2 separate regions of the Mus musculus genome follow, and region 1 is linked to region 2. Evidence: chromatin loops called from intact Hi-C (ENCODE). Cell type or tissue: heart. All regions are shown on one strand.

Region 1 (8,000 bases), 56 kb before region 2:
CTGTGAAACCTGAAAAGGCAGAAACCCGCTGTATCAACTGACAACTCCTACAGCCAGGATCTTCCTAGACTCCAGCTTCCCGAAACACTATAAATAGAAATGTCTTGAAATCAAAAGTAAATGGGTCTTGGGCTTTTTAAGTGAGTCCAGAAGGGACCATGACATTTCCCATGATATCTTGCCAAGTCGTTCTCATTCCTTTGGCTGTGAGCCTGGGAGAGATGAATACTCTGCCTGATTCTTCCCTGGTCTGAACATGTGCATCAGTGTGCACTGCGACAGGGTCGAGAGAATAAGGCACAAAATCTCCAGGCAGTTTAGCTCTCCTTTCTCCCTCAATCTCAGACATCCGAGCACACTGTGCAAGTCCTAGACGAAGCAAGCTGAACAGGTGTCTAAGGAATCACACATTTCTTCTCCAAATGTCGCCTTGTATGGCTTCTGCTGCTGCTCAAGTGACCTCCAGCCAAAAGAACCACACCTGCCCAAATCTAAACATCACTTCCCAAGTCAATGCATATAATCCCAAGAGACTCTGATTCTGTGTATCAACACAAGGCAAAAAAGAGGAAGGATAGGTAGAAGGAGGAGGAAGAAGAGTAAGAAAAAAACAAGGCTGATCCAGACAGGATGCAAAGCAAGGGTCCCCAGAAAGCCACCTTGAGTGGTGCACAGGGCCAGAAGACAGAGGTACGATCCACAGCTCACCCTGTTCATACTCCTTCTTGCAGTCACGGACACCAAAACACACATACATATTCCTCAAACCCTTTTTACTCCATTATCAGGGGTAGACATGGAAGCAGAAGGCTCCATACCCTGCGAAGAATAAGCCCCATGTGATTTGAATAGCAGAATTTTGGTTCAATTCTTGGTGCCTCCAACTCCAAGATGTGTGGTCCTAGCAACCTCCTAGGGAAGCCACTTTGCCTCTGAATTGATTCTTTGATGTATTGATTCCTCACTGATGAATGAGGACTGAAAACATCTCAGATGCAAACTTGTTACTGGGATTAAAGATTACAAAATTAGAAATGGAAAGGTTTCTGGCAAATACTTTACCTGATATATGTCTAACTAATGGTAATTGGGGGCTAAAGAGAAGATGTGACACAGGGCACCTAAGACTATAATGTACTCCTCAGAATCAGGAGCCTGGGCTGGCAGGGGGAGGGGGGCTTAGCAAAATACACAAAATGTTAATGTGCAGTTGTTGAGCAGTGGCTGGAAGACAAGTTCTGATTTTTTTTTTTTTAGTGTATGGCATGACTCTTAATATCACTGTGTCTTTATGGCAGGTCTTTGCAAAGCTGTATTGTAATATGATATATGCTGGCAACACCTCCATGATGACCTGCCAGGCTCGGGTCACAAAGATTTGTGCAGATTTGCTGCAGATCCATGCATGTGGGCCTTTCTCTGCCCTCATACATGACCTTTCAATGGCTTCCTTATTTGCAGGAGTCCATGTGTATTATAAAGATATGTGTGCAAGCATGTGTATCTGTCAGCCTGTCTGGGCATAATTGTCTGTACATGCATGTAAGCATACAAACAATAACACAGCCCCAGAAGTTGCATGAATTCCCCATCCTTGGCATCGTTCCCGATTCTTCCCAGATGGACCCAGGCAGGCTGTTTTCCAGTGCTGTTTTGCACACTCGTGGTGCCGATTCCATGATCAGTGATAAAGAACACGAAAAGCACCCACTAGGGAGTAACTCTTCTAAATGATTCACCTGGAAGGAAACCTTCTGCCTATTTAATTACCAAAGCTCAGCCCATGTGAAGTTGGAAATGGCAGGAAGTGATCTCCTTTAACTGTGTCGGGGTACTTCCTCTCAGTGCCTATTACACATTCTTATCCTAGGACACACACTTTCTCTTCTGCCTCCCATCCCCATTTCTCCAGTGACATCTGAGATTCTCCCTTCTGACCACCGTTCGGTCTAAGTTGGTGGAGAATAACCTGTTTCATGCTATAAAATGGTTTGACATGCCCTTGGGAAGTATTTAGTAAATGAGTGTTTTGGTAATGTCCAGTGCCAAATCAAGCCAAGAGCCTGCTTTGCTGGAATTGGCATTCTGCTGCTTAAAGCTGTTGTCAATAATCCTTCCATTGTATTGAGGTCACACAGGAGCAGGCGAGCTGGCTCTCTGGTACCTGGCCTGGCTCACAGGGCAGGACGGCACGCAGGGCAGGACGACAGCACATGGGATAGGATTTACATCCACTTTCCTCTCCTCTCCTGCAGTGGGGCAGTGTTCTGTCTCCAACCCCTCCTCTCTGGTCAGCTTGGCTCCCCCACGTTAGTTGGATCCTTTTGAAGTCTCTAAACACTAAAGAAGCAGGCCATGGCACTCCAGGCACAGTCACGAAGCCACGCTGGATATTGTCATTTCCCACTGTTGTCCTCACCCTGGAGCCTTGTGCTTTACAGATCAAGGGTAGGGAACAAGGACAGAGCTAGGATAGAGCTGAGTCTTCGGTAGAACCGACCTGTGATAACAGGAAGACCCAGTGATCCCATAGAGAGTAGTACCCCCTTTCCTAAACCATCTCAGGATGTACACAGACTCTCCACACTCCCACCTGCCAGTCCTTTCCCTTGCTCCTCTTCCCCAACACTTGGCCATGGCTCATGTCACAAACCCTGAGGCATGTACCCTGAGTGAGTCAGGATCACTAAAATTCACAGCCAGATCCCTACAAAGCCTCAGACCCACAAAGGGCACAGTGTGGAGGCTGCAAAGTTGCTTTCTTCATGCTTCCCCTAAGCGTGTGGACAGGAACGACTGACTATGGAAAGCAAGCCCACTAGGACTAGGCTGTGAACAAAGGATAGGTACCAGTAAACGCCTAGGGGGCTCTTCTGGTAGAACATCCTGCTTTCTGAACCTTTCCCATGGAATCGCAGGCCCAAACAAGGTGCCCCTCTGGCTCCCACGGCACCTAGCCCTTCCGTGCTCTGTAGCCAAGAAGAAATACTGTAGCCATGTTTACCTTCTCTTTGGAAGTATTTGATTCCCCAAATAAAATGTATTTCCATATCTCCTGGCACACACTGTTTGTTATCCAATAAATATTCATTTGATTAATGATAGTCCCAAGTTAATTCTTCTCCTATTAGTGGCAGCTACGTTCAAGTGTCTCTTTTCCAGGACAGCCTTTCCTGACGACAGGCAAAGAAAGATCCACAGCCTCTCAAAGACCTATTCATGGCTCCTTTTCTACTGCTTGTCTCCCTATCTGACCACGAGTTCTTCCAAGGCTGACTCATGGCCTTTCCCTGTGTGGTCCATCCATCCAAACACATCCTAGTACCCAGCTGTGGCAGAGCCACGGCGGTAACAACAGCCTCTTCTTTCTTCACCACCTCTGGTGCGGAATTAGTAGCAGTCGATTATAAATATGACAATGCTTAGCACTTGAAAAATGCTACACAAAATTTCAAAGCACTTTTAAGAACATTATCTCTAATGAGATAATGCTCCTCGCAGAAGCCTGTAGTTAAGTAGGTGTAATTAGCCCTAAGTAACACGTGGAAACTGAGGCTCGGGAGGTTAAGAGACCTGCCCTGGGGCACAGAGCCAGGTCAGCACTTCTCTTCCTGTTAGCACTTTCCTCTGCAATTTGGGGCCTCTCCAGACTCCTTAAAGCACCATTAGCAAGAAATGATCATTAAGCAAATTGAGGAAAGAAAGAGAAATGCCAGGAAACGCACGCTTTCCACCAAACCACTCGCTTGGTCATAGCTGACCCTCCACATCACTTCGAGCCATTCTCTGGCTGTCCTCATAGAGCACATAGGTCAGTGCATGCTATATCTTTTATAACTGGATGCCCCTGGCCCAGGGACTAGAACATAACAGATGCCCAATTCAGTGACACTTGGCCAGCAAAGGCTGGGAAACAAGTGTGATACCAATGAATAAGCCTGAAATAAAAGGTATACCGTGGCCGTGGATACCACAAAGAGGAGCCCTCAGAACTAAAGCACACTGAACATTTAAACATCTGGTTTTCATATATACAATTATAAACGGAAAAGAACGAGTTGGGGACAGGAACGCCCCCCCACTCCAGCCAGATGGATGACAACCAAGGGCATCTAGACACACAGACACTTGGAGGTCCCCTTGTCAACGAGGCAAATGAGGTCTAGGTCACCAAAACCCAGTGTACAGAAATGGGAATTCTCATGCCAGGAGGTCACCGCCGTGTCCCTCTCCATTGGGGCACGTTTTCTAAGACTATCTTCCCTTCTTGTGCCTCCCAGGGTGTTCCCTCAGTGAGATCTTCTCGGGTCCACTGGAAGCCACAGAAGCAATCTTTTAGAAAGCAAAGGGTCCTGCAGTCACTCAGTTATTGGAGCTTCTTCTAGCCCCACAGGGACACCTGCTCCTTTGGAGGCTGGTAGCAGCTAACTAACCATCCCTTGGAACAAACTCCAGTGCCTCATCAGGGCCAAGGTACCTCTGCCCCAGCTCAAGTCATCTAGCTGACTCTCAGTGTGAGAACTACTCTGAGTTCCTCTCACCATGGAGTCCTTGCCCTGCTCTGCTCTGCACCAGGATTCTCCACAGGTTGCTGCCCACTTGGGTCCTCACTCCTATCTCTCTGCCCTGGTTCCTGTGACACCTCCACAGGGAGCCCTGCCATGCTTACCCCCTGCCAACTCTTAACACAACTCTCCCTTCGCCTCTTTCGCGCTGTCTATGATGTTCTGCGCTTATTTTATTTACAACTCTGCCTACTGGGTTTCTGGCAACATCACCAAACAGGGCTCCAGAAGGATCTTGTGTTAGGCAGGAGGTTAGCTCTGGGGACGATCCAACGTCCTCCCAAGAAAAGACTACAGGATGACAGGTGCTCCTACTCAGGACCCTAAAACAGAATATAAACATAATGGTGGTGCCTGAATGGCGGTCAAGGTGTGAAGATAGTCACGACAATCCATTCTAGATGGGCCAGCTCAGGGTCTCAAAAACAGGATGCAAGGGGCAATGAGTGATCCTGGTCCATAAGAGCTAGGTCAAATTCGAGTGACTTCAAGACTTCCTAGCCAGAGGAGTGTGCACAGAGTGCCCCTGCCCTTTCCCAAGTAGATACTTCAACTTTAAGAGTGCTTAAGCCTCTATGCATACTCTTGGCATCTTTATATATTTACTAAGAATCTGTATAGAATGGGCTTCCCAGAAAAACAGTTCTTTCCCTAGAAGTGCCTCTGCTGAGAGAGGCACAGGGGAGAGGGTAATAGGAAGAGGGATAAAAGCATCCTTCTAGGATAGCTGCTCAGTTCAGCCCACTCTGCCTACAGCGTGCATCCTTGCTAGCTCGAAGTAATCTTGACTCCTGACTCACTACTGTGTGCCTGCTGAATTCCCCTCTTTCAGAAGCACAAGAATCAACCTTGCTATTAGGGTAGTGACCACAGGAAACTAGAGACTTCCCCATGGCCAGCCTTCTTTGTGCAACTTTGTATTCCCAACACATTCCATGGACACAGCTGCCATCCAATAAGCATTTGAATCAGTGTGCACAAGGATACACCAGTATCTTGTCAGCGAGCTTATTCATCAGAAAAGGAGGCACAGATGTCCAAAATATCTCAGAACCAGTTAACTATACTCTTCTGGACACACGGAAGGCAAATGGTAGCCGGCGGCCACTCAGCAAGGGTCAAGGAAGGAGCCCAGAGATAACAGACAGTGATACTAAAAGTATAGGTCCATCAGACCTACCCTCCCTGGAGAAGTGCACTCTCAGCCCACACCATCCCAACAATAGCACAGCCAAGGCTGGGCAGTCACTCCTGAGGCTCCTACTGCTTCCAGGCACTGCACTAGGTTGTGTGTGTGTGTGTGTGTGTGTGTGTGATCCCTGCTCCCATTTCCTGTGAGCAGATGCTGAACTATGTCCCTCAGAAAGGTCTATTTATGATCCCATTCTCAAGCCTGGGAACGTGACTTTATTTGAAAATAGTCTTTGCAGACCGATCAAGATAAAATGAAGTGATTCTGGAGTGTAATGGGTCAGTCCAGATCCAAAGGGTGAGAACTAAGCTGGATCCAAAAGAAGTAAGTATATGCATGAGCCCTCTAGCCACAGAGTAAGGGACAGTCATTCCAGACTGCACACCTACCAAAGTACTTTCCCAACTAAAGCAGTCCGGCCAGCTCTCCAGCAAGCAGGTGACAGCCACAGTGCTCTGCATCCATCTTAGAAAGGTCAGGAGCTAAATTTGGAACCTAGCTTTCATTCTTTTATATCTCTAAGTTATCTTGAGGCTAAGGGAAAAGGTTCACAGAGGAATGTGCCAGAAAAGCAGAGTAAAAATTCCAAAGACGGAATAGCCACGTGGCTCTGATAGGAGCAGGAAGCACAGGTGCAAGTCCTTGTGCGCCTTTCCCATCATTCCTAAACATCGTCTCGAGTGACGTGCCACAGCTCACTGAGTTAGCACCTGTATTTCACAACTTAGAAATCTCAAGTGCAAGGCAGTGTAGTGACAAGGCCTAACTGGTAGTCAGTGGCAGAGGTGGGACACACCCCAGGGCCATAACAGCCCGTTCAACTTCTTCATTGTCCAGCACATAGCCTGTTAGCTCAGCTCAGTGGTATGTCCAAAGTACCTGGGCTGCTCAAACATCTCCAGCGAAGCCTTACTGTATAAAGGGGGCTGTAGAGGAGCCCTCTTAGACCTTGAAAGGTAGGGAAAGGATACCCTTAGGATGGATGCCTACAGCTGGATACCCTTGCGGTCTCCTACCTGATGTTCCCAGACCTACCAACACACAAGTATTCCGAGACGGAGGGCCTGGAGCTTTCGCATCACGGAGCTTTCTGAGCTCAATATCTCTCTCTCTCTCTCTCTCTCTCTCTCTCTCTCTCCCTCTCTCCCTCTCTCCCTCTCTCCCTCTCTCCCTCTCTCCCTCTCCCTCTCTCCCTCTCTCCCTCTCTCCCTCTCTCCCTCTCTCCCTCTCTCCCTCTCTCCCTCTCTCCCTCTCCCTCCCCCTCCCTCTCTCCCTCTCCCTCCCCCTCCCCCTCCCCCCTCCCCCTCCCCTTACACCCCTCTCTCTCTCTGCCTGCAATCCTGTCTCAGGAAGTCTGCCCCTCACTCCAGTTCATACTATATGCTTTACTTCAGAGAAGGCCCAGAGCCCTATGTGACCAAGGACCTTAGTTAGCTGAGTCCCACTGATCCAGAGGAAAGTCAGACCTCAAAGCCACAGATACTTCTGAGAAGCCAGTGGATGATCTGTACGTTCCTCTGGTAGACAAGCGAGAGTTTGAAATGGCCTGACCCTAGGACAGTCAGAGACACAGCACACGGTAAGGAGCTCCACTCCTGACAGGAACTGCAGCTCCTCCTTCGGTGTCCCTGGTAAGAGACAACAGTGCCCATGGTACACTCATTAGTCAGAGGCTCCAAGAAAGTACCATTTTCTTAAGGAGACCCACTACCCCCACACACCTCAGAGAGGTGATGCCACACAGCAGTCAAGGGTACAGACTCGGGAGCCACCTGCTTAGATGGGACCACAGAACTAGGGCTTCGATTCCCAGCCTGTGATCTCAGGCAGATGATCTTGTGTCCCTCTGCCTCTCCTTCATCTTTAAAAGAGGACGACTACAACAAACAATGTACCCATACTGCATGTCGGTAAAAATATGAATAAATAAGTAGAGGGATGCTTACAACTAGAGCAGAAGTCTGCTGGAGTTGCTGGAAAGACTAAATGAGCTAACACATGTCATGTACTCCAGGCGGTGCCAACAGTGTACGTGCCGACATTAAAGTTGTCAGGAGGCATGGATCCAAGTGTCTCAATCACACAGGAACCAGGGAGAACAGAGGGAGCACTGGGAGAAAGGCACTGAGAAGCCCAAATCAGTGCTACCGAGTCCCCAGAGCTAACACAGCCCATTCATGTGTAAGCCAGCCATCAGCATCTATCTACCTACCTTCCTTCCTTTGCTTTGCACATTGCTAGCA
Region 2 (8,000 bases):
ATCATGTTTCTTACTTGGCTGGACGTCGTATGACTGTAGTTTGGCATCTTCCTCCAGCAGTTTTCCAGCTACCTGTGACCTTCGATCTGCATGTTGAGCACAGCCTAAGGTCTACAAGCCATGCACTCTAACTTAGTTACAGCATCTAGAAGACGCTGGGGAGGCCAAAGTATGAAGCAATGAGGTTCATCTTCATGTGTCTATACTTACATACACACACACACACACACCCCTATACAGCATCCTACCCCCACAATGAGCCCATGGCTAGGCAGCTGTTCCAGGAACAAATGCCCAAGTTAACCAATCCTTAACCAACCAGCCTGAGTTTGTATTGGTTTACAGTTGTGTGGAGGTTTTAGCCTATGGCTGGGTGGTACATTAGTTTTGACCAGTCTCAGAAGTGTTTCGCAGCACAAATCCACTTGCCTGATTACCAAGAATTCAAAAAGGAGCTGGGTCAGGGGACCAGTACTCCCTTGGAGGGCGTGCTCCCAATGACCCAAAGACCTCCCACTAGGCCTTTACCTCTTAAGGGGACCACCTCTCTAAATTACCACCATAGAGCAGCCTTTAGCATAGGGACCTTTGGAGAGCAGTTAAGATTCACACTACACACTCACCCCTCTGAAACTAAAACCATCCTGCTGCCCGAGCCTGGCATCTCGATAAAAACCTTCCTATCCCGTACCTTCACTCAGAGAATGTCAAGAGGCTGACTGTGGGAACAGACGCGGGCTGTGTGGCTTAAAGTCCCAAGCCTCTGCCTGCACTGTATATCCTGTGACCCTCCACTCCACCAGCCACTTCAAGTGGCCAGAGACTCCCAATTCTCCAACACTAACTCTAGCTGCCCTGTCTCCTGGAAGGGCCAGAGTCTTCCCATTTGGCCGAGCTAGCACCTGTCTCATTTGGCCACACAGCGCTGAAAAGCCTTTCACTAGAAATGCCGGCCTCTAGCACAAGGCAGCTCCCTCGGAGACTTGGGAAGCGTTAGTGACTTCTCTGGATGTCCCTAGAAGTCCCTCTGTTGCCTGCTCTGTTCTCCTCAGCTTCAGCCTGCACTCCATCTGTCCAGTTCCCTACATGCAGTGCTCCTCCAGAGGATCCTGGGGGCAAGCTTCAGGCTCTCCCCGCAAGGCCACTCCATATGTCCTCACTTTTTGATAGCTCCTATCTGTGTTTGACAGCAGACTGCTTCCTCCTTTCTTGGGGTTAAGCTTCCACTCCTGTCCATAACCCGCTGTCTACTTTCTTCTCCCAGACTTTCTTTGTCAACAGGCTCCTGTTCTTCCTTTCCAACTATCCTTTCCTTCTCACAAACAACCAAATTCCTTACAAGATAGGTCCCAGAATCATAGCCCACACCTCCACAGTGTGCTGTCTAGCTAGACAACATCTCTACCCTAAAGGCCACTGAAGACCAAATGATGCCCAAATCATCAAATTCAGGGAATTTCCCAGTTCCCCTCTTCCTTTCCATCCCCTTCATCCAATACTGACAGTGGGCTGGATCCTGAAATATCGTCTCATCTTGACCCTATAGGAGGAAGGCTATTCCCTGTCCCATAACCACTGCCACTGTTTCTGCCACTGTTCCCTCTTCCTGTCCTCTAACAAAAGGGGCTCCTGTCTTTCTCTGTTCTCTCCCTGGAAATTTTATCATTTCCATATTTTCAGCTATCACCTGCATGTGTGTCTTACTTAGGGTTTCTATTGCTACAACAAAACACCATGACCAAAAAGCGGGTTGAGGAGAAAAGGGTTTATTCAGCTTAGACTTCCACGTCACAGTTCATAACCAAAGGACGTCAGGACAGGAGCTCAAGCAGGGCAGCAACCTGGAGGGAGGAGCTGACGCAGAGGCCGAGGAGGGCTGCTTCCTGGCTTGCTCACATGACTATATGGCTTGCTCGGCCTGCTTTCGTGTAGAACCCAGAACACCAGCCCAGAGAAGGAACTATTCACAATGGGCTAGGTCCTCCCCTATGGAGCACTAATTGAGAAAATGCCTTACAGTCAGATCTCCTGGAGACATTTCCACAGCTAAGGCTCCTTCTTCTCTGATTTCTCTAGCTTGTGTCAAGTTGACACAAAAATCAGCCAGTACAGTTGTACTGTGTGTGTGTGTGTGTGTGTGTGTGTGTGTGTGTGTGTGTGTGTCTGAGAGAGAGAGAGAGAGAGAGAGAGAGAGAGAGAGAGAGAGAGAGAGAGAGAGAGAGTGTGTGTGTTCAAGTGCATGCAGGGGCTGTGCCTGTTGGTGCACTTGTAAAGAAAGAGATCTAAGTCAAGTGTCACTACAATTTATTCTCTGGAGCAAGGTTTTCTCGCTGATTCTAGAGCTCACGTGAGCGACAAGCCCTGAGATTCTCATGTCTGCCCCCTCCCCCAAGTGCTGGGTTAGCTACTCACAGTCATGCTCAGTATTTTACATGCATGCTGGCGCCTGAACGTTTGCATGGCAAACACTTCAACCACTAATCCAGTCTCTCCCGCCTTCCACACTACTTTTTGAGACCCTTAACCTAGAGCTCACTGATTTAGGGAGAATAGCTAGCTGGTCACCGAGTTCTCAGAAACCACCTCTGTACCTGACCTGCCCCCATCATTGGGTTAAAAACACGTTCCCACACCTGGCTTGGGCATGGATACTGGGCATCCAAACTCAGGTCCTTCCTCATGTTTGCACAGCAAGCACTTTACTGACTGAGCTATCCTCCAGCCCCACCAACTGCTACCGTTTTAAAGAGAATTCTACTCTATGAAGGGGCTCCTCTGGCTGTGCTTTGGGAAAACCTCTCCTTCTTGTCCTGCGTGGACAATGCCATGAGCCCCAGGATGAGCCTGAACCCACAGCTTTAGCAAGCCTGCCCCACCAGCAACTGTAGGAACCCCTCACTCACTCTGAATGCCTTTCCATTGTCTACCAAATGGGAACAAATGCTCTAGCCTCAGACAAGTATCCTCCACAGTCATCCTTCCCCACCCTTCCCAACTTCTTTCCCATCAGGCCTTGCGTACCCCCCAAACTCAACTAATTAACTGAGTTCCTTTAAAACCCAATCTTTGTGCCATTAGCACATCATTGTTTCCTTTACGGATTTGGTTCCTGGGAGGGTTCCATACCTCACAGGATGGCCCTACACCAGTGAGGATCTAGACAGCGTTAAGGAGACTCAAATACAGTGCATACAATTGGAACTGAGAATTGGGGTGGGGGGCATGGGAATAGGGGAACTCTCTGTACCAGGAATATGTCTACCTCTTATCTCTATCCCATTTTGTCCAAATGGCTAAAGCTCCCACCACTAATCATCCCAATTGTCCAAATAGGATGCTTCTGTTTCTTATGTAAGAATTTCATACATGTATATAATGCAGTTTGACCAAATCCATCCCCATTCCCTCCCCCACGAACAGCTCCCCCACGCCCAGGATAACCTCTCAGGAATCAAATCCTTAACAAAAGCAGACTCTCCCTGCCCCTACCAGCTGTGATTACTAACAGCTTCTCAGCTAAGTACAGGACTTCATGAGCACCTTCTCAAGCCAGGCTGGGATTTTGGGCAGTTGGATCTTATGCAGTGGCTTTCAGAGTCACTTGGTCATCACCACACAGCATATGCCACTATTTCCCTTGGTCCATCAGCCCTGCTCTCTCTTTCTACGCTTTCCTCTTTTCATGATCCACTACACACAAAACACACACTCGGGAGCATTTGCACACACACAAGAAAGAGAGTGAGAGAAACCATTTCCTATCTTCTTCCTTGCCCAGTTCTTAGTTGAGCATGCAAGGGTAAAAGCCCTGAGATGTTATTTCTCACAGTATGGCTAGAGGCAGACGCCATCATCCACAGGCCACATGACAGAAACCCCTCAGCCAACACTGACACACACAAGCCACTGAGACTGCAAGAGAACAGAAACAGAGGAACTAGCTTTGTCTGACTGGTCCCCACCTCCTGTCCCGTTACAGAGCCCTGTGAGCAGGGAAGAGAGAGCTGAACTCAAGGTAAAAGCTCTGTTATCTGGGGAATGGAGCAGAAACAGGCAGTCTTCACCAGAAAGCACCTTCCCGACTGTCAACGAGTCAATGTTGAGTCTCAGATGCGGGGGTTGGGCACCCAGTGTTAGCACAGGGGCCCCCTCACTCCTGATACAGTGGGATTTCCTAGGGCCATATTCTCAACCCAGGGGATTCAAACCCAGGTAGCCATATAAGGAGATGGCCAACCAGCACAATGGTTATTTTTACAGTTCAGTCCCAAAGAAGATCACACGTGTGCCTGTGATCCAACCTACAGCAAGGAATTGTAGTAATAGCCACAAGTGGAAATGCCCAAGCAGCCAATAGACGAGCAGATAAAGAAACTGTGATGGACTGAAGGAGGAGGATTTGGCAAAAAGAAAGGATGGAGTCGGGCCCAGGCTACAGCAGCGTGGCTGAAACTCAGAGAGTCAGAAGCAAAAGAACATGAGGTATCCACAATAAGCCAAGTCATACAGAAAGAAAGTTGCTCAAATGTCATCAGACTAAGGGAGGGAGTAGGGACATAGGGAGACACTGTCTGAAGGCTGTAGCGTTTTGGTAGAGGCAGAGAAGACATTTTGGAATGGTGAAGATTGCACAACATTGTGAATAAAGTCAATGCCGCTGGGTTACAGGCTTAAAACAGCCCATGTTACATGACAGATTTTAAAAGATCATATTAATCTGTAAGACCTATCAGTACAGAAGCACGTAAAAATATTTTAAACCCACTTTATATGCTTTTCCTTTTTTTTTTTTTTTTTTTTTTTTGGTTTTTCGAGACATGGTTTCTCTGTATAGCCCTGGCTGTCCTAGAACTCACTTTGTAGACCAGGCTGGCCTTGAACTCAGAAATCTGCCAGCCTCTGCCTCCCGAGCACCACCACACTCAGCATTTTTTATTTTTTTATTATTTAACATTTTTCATACAACATATCTTGGTCATATTCTTTCCCTCTTCCTACTCTTTCCAGATCCTCCAGTATTTCTCTATCTGCCAAACTCTCACTCTCTCTCTCTCTCTCCCTCTCTCTCTCTCTATATATATATATATAAAAAAATCAAAAATAACAGCCCAAAAAACTCTCAATGAAAAACACAAACTAAGCCAAAACAAAAGCATACACACACACACACACACACACACACACACACGTTTTGCACTGATCTCCTACTCCTGGGCGTGGGGCCTGCCCTGGAGTGTGGGTGGCACTCCTGCCCTGGAGTGTGGCCAGAGGCACTCCACTGAAAGAAATGGATTTTTCCTTTCCTAGCCAGTGTAAATTTAAATAGCTTCTTGGATAGAGGTGGGAGTTTGTGTCCATTTGCTTTTTCATGCTGGGATTTTGCCTGTTGATGCCACTCCAAAATGACCTAGGACCCTACTACCTATATCATGCTTCTTTCTGTTGTCTATCTCCAGTTATCACAAATATTCCGAGATTTCTATGTGCAACCAAGTATTATCTATGTGGATAACTCTACCTGTAGAATTATTATTGCTGTCAATAGAGCATTAAAAGCCACAGAAGCAGGAATAAACGCTTGGGAGGCCAGAGCTGGAGCAGAAAGGAAATGTGTCTACCAGGGGCCAGGCCCTCCTTTTAAGATTAGTGAAGCTGTGTGGGATAGTGAGATGACTTCAAAATTCTAAGTACCCTAAAAGCTGCATTGGGTGAATATATGTTATACCTTGTGAATTGTATCTCAGCCAAGCTGCTATTTAAAAATAAATCCCCGGGCATAGTGTCACATGCCTGCAATCCTAACACTTGAAAGATACAGGGAGAAGGATCCAGATCTTAAAGTTAGCCTCAGCTACATAGCAAGTCTATGCCTGCCTGTCTCAAATAAACAAGTAAATAAAATTAAGTAAGTAAATACATATGACGTATGATGTCGGGGAGCTCGTGGCAAGGACAAGCAAATGTACTAGAAGCCTGCTAGAGAGTGGAGAGTGCCTGTCGCCCCAGAGGGTCACCAAGAACTATTCAAAAACAGGCTAGAACAAGGCCACACTTCCATAGGCCTTAGAACTAATCCTAACTGAACTGAAACCGGACAAAGTCACTAGCCAGAACACAGGCTGAAGAGAGGAGAGGCCAGGGAAAGGCCCCTGTTAGAGAAGACCCAGCCTTCAGCTCTTCATCCACGTCTCTTTCACAGAAGATACGAAAGCAAGTCTGAGGGTGGCTCCCCGGGGATACAGATGTTTCCCCAAAGTGGGGAGCAGATTTCTCTCCCAATTCTTCCCCACATGAATTGCTGTCATTTCGATCTGAAATATCCCTTAAAGGCCTTGGGATACTACCAGCCTTCAGCCACACATAAATGCAGTCGTCCCTTAGGAGGTGGGGCCTGGTGGGAGGATGTTAGGTCATTGGAAGCAGGCCCTTGAAGAGGATACTGGAACTCTAACCCCTTCCTTTCTCCTTGATACGAGGTGAGCATCCTTTTTCCTACACATACTCCCCACCATGATGTCCTGCTTCACCACAGGCCCCAAAGTCAACAGACCACAGAGATCACAGAGTTCTGAGACGGCCACAGGATAACCCTTCCCTCTGTAGAAGTTGATTGTTGCAGATATTTTTTAAGTGAGAGCTGACAATGGAGTAGTAATAGAACAACTTTTATTTGTCTTACTTTTAAATCCCAACAAAGTTTTCAACCTTGGGGGAAGCGTATATACCCACCCTATTATAAAGATGAATTATACTAAGCACAAGCAAGTGGCACTCCAAGAATTGTGCCTGGAACATGATAGGTGTTCGGTGACCATTAGGTAATACCCCTGGCTTGTGGTAAAATATAAAAAGGTTGACTGCTTCAGTACAAGGATTCCCCCCTTACATAAAAAATTAAAACAGATCCTGGGAGCAAAGACTAGAAAAGCATGTTGCAAAGTAGATGCAAAACACATCCCAGCATGCTCTTTGATGCTGAAACTATTCTTATTTTAGGAAATTAAAAAGTTAATCCCGTAACTTAAGATGGAACATTTAAGCCCTTCCCCCCATTTAATAAGTGTCTCTTTATCTACAACCAACCAGGACTTTTGCCAATTAAAAGAAGAACTTGGTCCATTTTCTAAAAGCATGGTGTATTTTCGAAACAAAGTTTTTTCTTTCCAGGCTGTCTGTCCCTCTGTACAGGGCAGTGGTGACAAGATCTGATGAACTCGACATTGGAAAGGAGAGCATAGCCTTAAGTAGTCTACTTCTATCTGTACGTTGTCTGAGCATCCAAAGATGGGCCCATTTGGCTTTGGACTTGAAGGCAGGCTACCGTGTGTGTGTCTGTGAGAAGGTGACATGTCAGCTGGCCCCATAAGGTAACTCCCAACCCCTGCACACCCCAGGTCCTGATCCCCAAGTTAGAATAACAGTACAGATGGAGCCTTAGCCCCAGCGTCTTACTGATAAGTCACCAACAGTTATACTGACAGTTGTCAAGAGGGCAACTCAATGTCAAAATACCAGACCGATCTTGACTGGTTTGTTTTTGGTTTCTGGTTTTTGGTTTTTGGTTTTATTCACTTCTTCCTTGATTATTAAGGTCTAAGCCAGTCCAACTCAAACTCTTTTGTTTGATCTTATATTTTCATCTTTTAAATTCCAGAGTACCTCGGGCCTCCTGTAACACTTGGGAAATGCTGTCAACATTGTTTCGACGTGTTGTTTTCTTTAACTCGGGTACTCTACCTCTGCAACCCAAGAGAGCTCAGCGCAGAAGGGATGTCCCCAAACAAAAACAGCTTTGAAGCCTTTCCAATGATAGATACCTCCCACCCCCTCTCAACTCTGTTCCTAAAATCTAATGCCTCAACATTAATTGAAGTCAGTACCTAAGCGGAGGCGGGAGACCCAAGAAGAGGGAGAGGTGGAGGGGTTCGTTGCACAAAGCCCAACCAGGAACCCTAAAAGAACATGGGTGCTTATTCTTCCCTCAGAGTGGTCCAGGAAAG

What was found. Hi-C counts contacts between places; a loop is a spot of excess contacts. Peaks named below come from ENCODE experiments on the same cell type or tissue, not always from the same donor. Only the 100,000 strongest peaks of a DNase experiment are listed, where the experiment ranks them.
Region 1: it touches region 2 in a loop (2.3-fold over the local background); 3 of 42 quality-filtered maps call a loop at or near these places.

What each region holds. Positions count from the first base shown.
Region 1 is chr6:119,037,888-119,045,887 of GRCm38, forward strand. All of the region lies in intron 3 of Cacna1c (calcium channel, voltage-dependent, L type, alpha 1C subunit), which reads right to left. Among named protein-coding and RNA genes, the nearest start is that of Gm50599, 27 kb to the left of the region's middle. In heart, no CTCF peak of the experiment used is centred here; a DNase peak (open chromatin) is centred at 194; H3K27ac peaks cover 1,742 bases.
Region 2 is chr6:119,094,296-119,102,295 of GRCm38, forward strand. All of the region lies in intron 1 of Cacna1c (calcium channel, voltage-dependent, L type, alpha 1C subunit), which reads right to left. Among named protein-coding and RNA genes, the nearest start is that of Cacna1c, 10 kb to the right of the region's middle. In heart, no CTCF peak of the experiment used is centred here; no DNase peak of the experiment used is centred here; H3K27ac peaks cover 968 bases.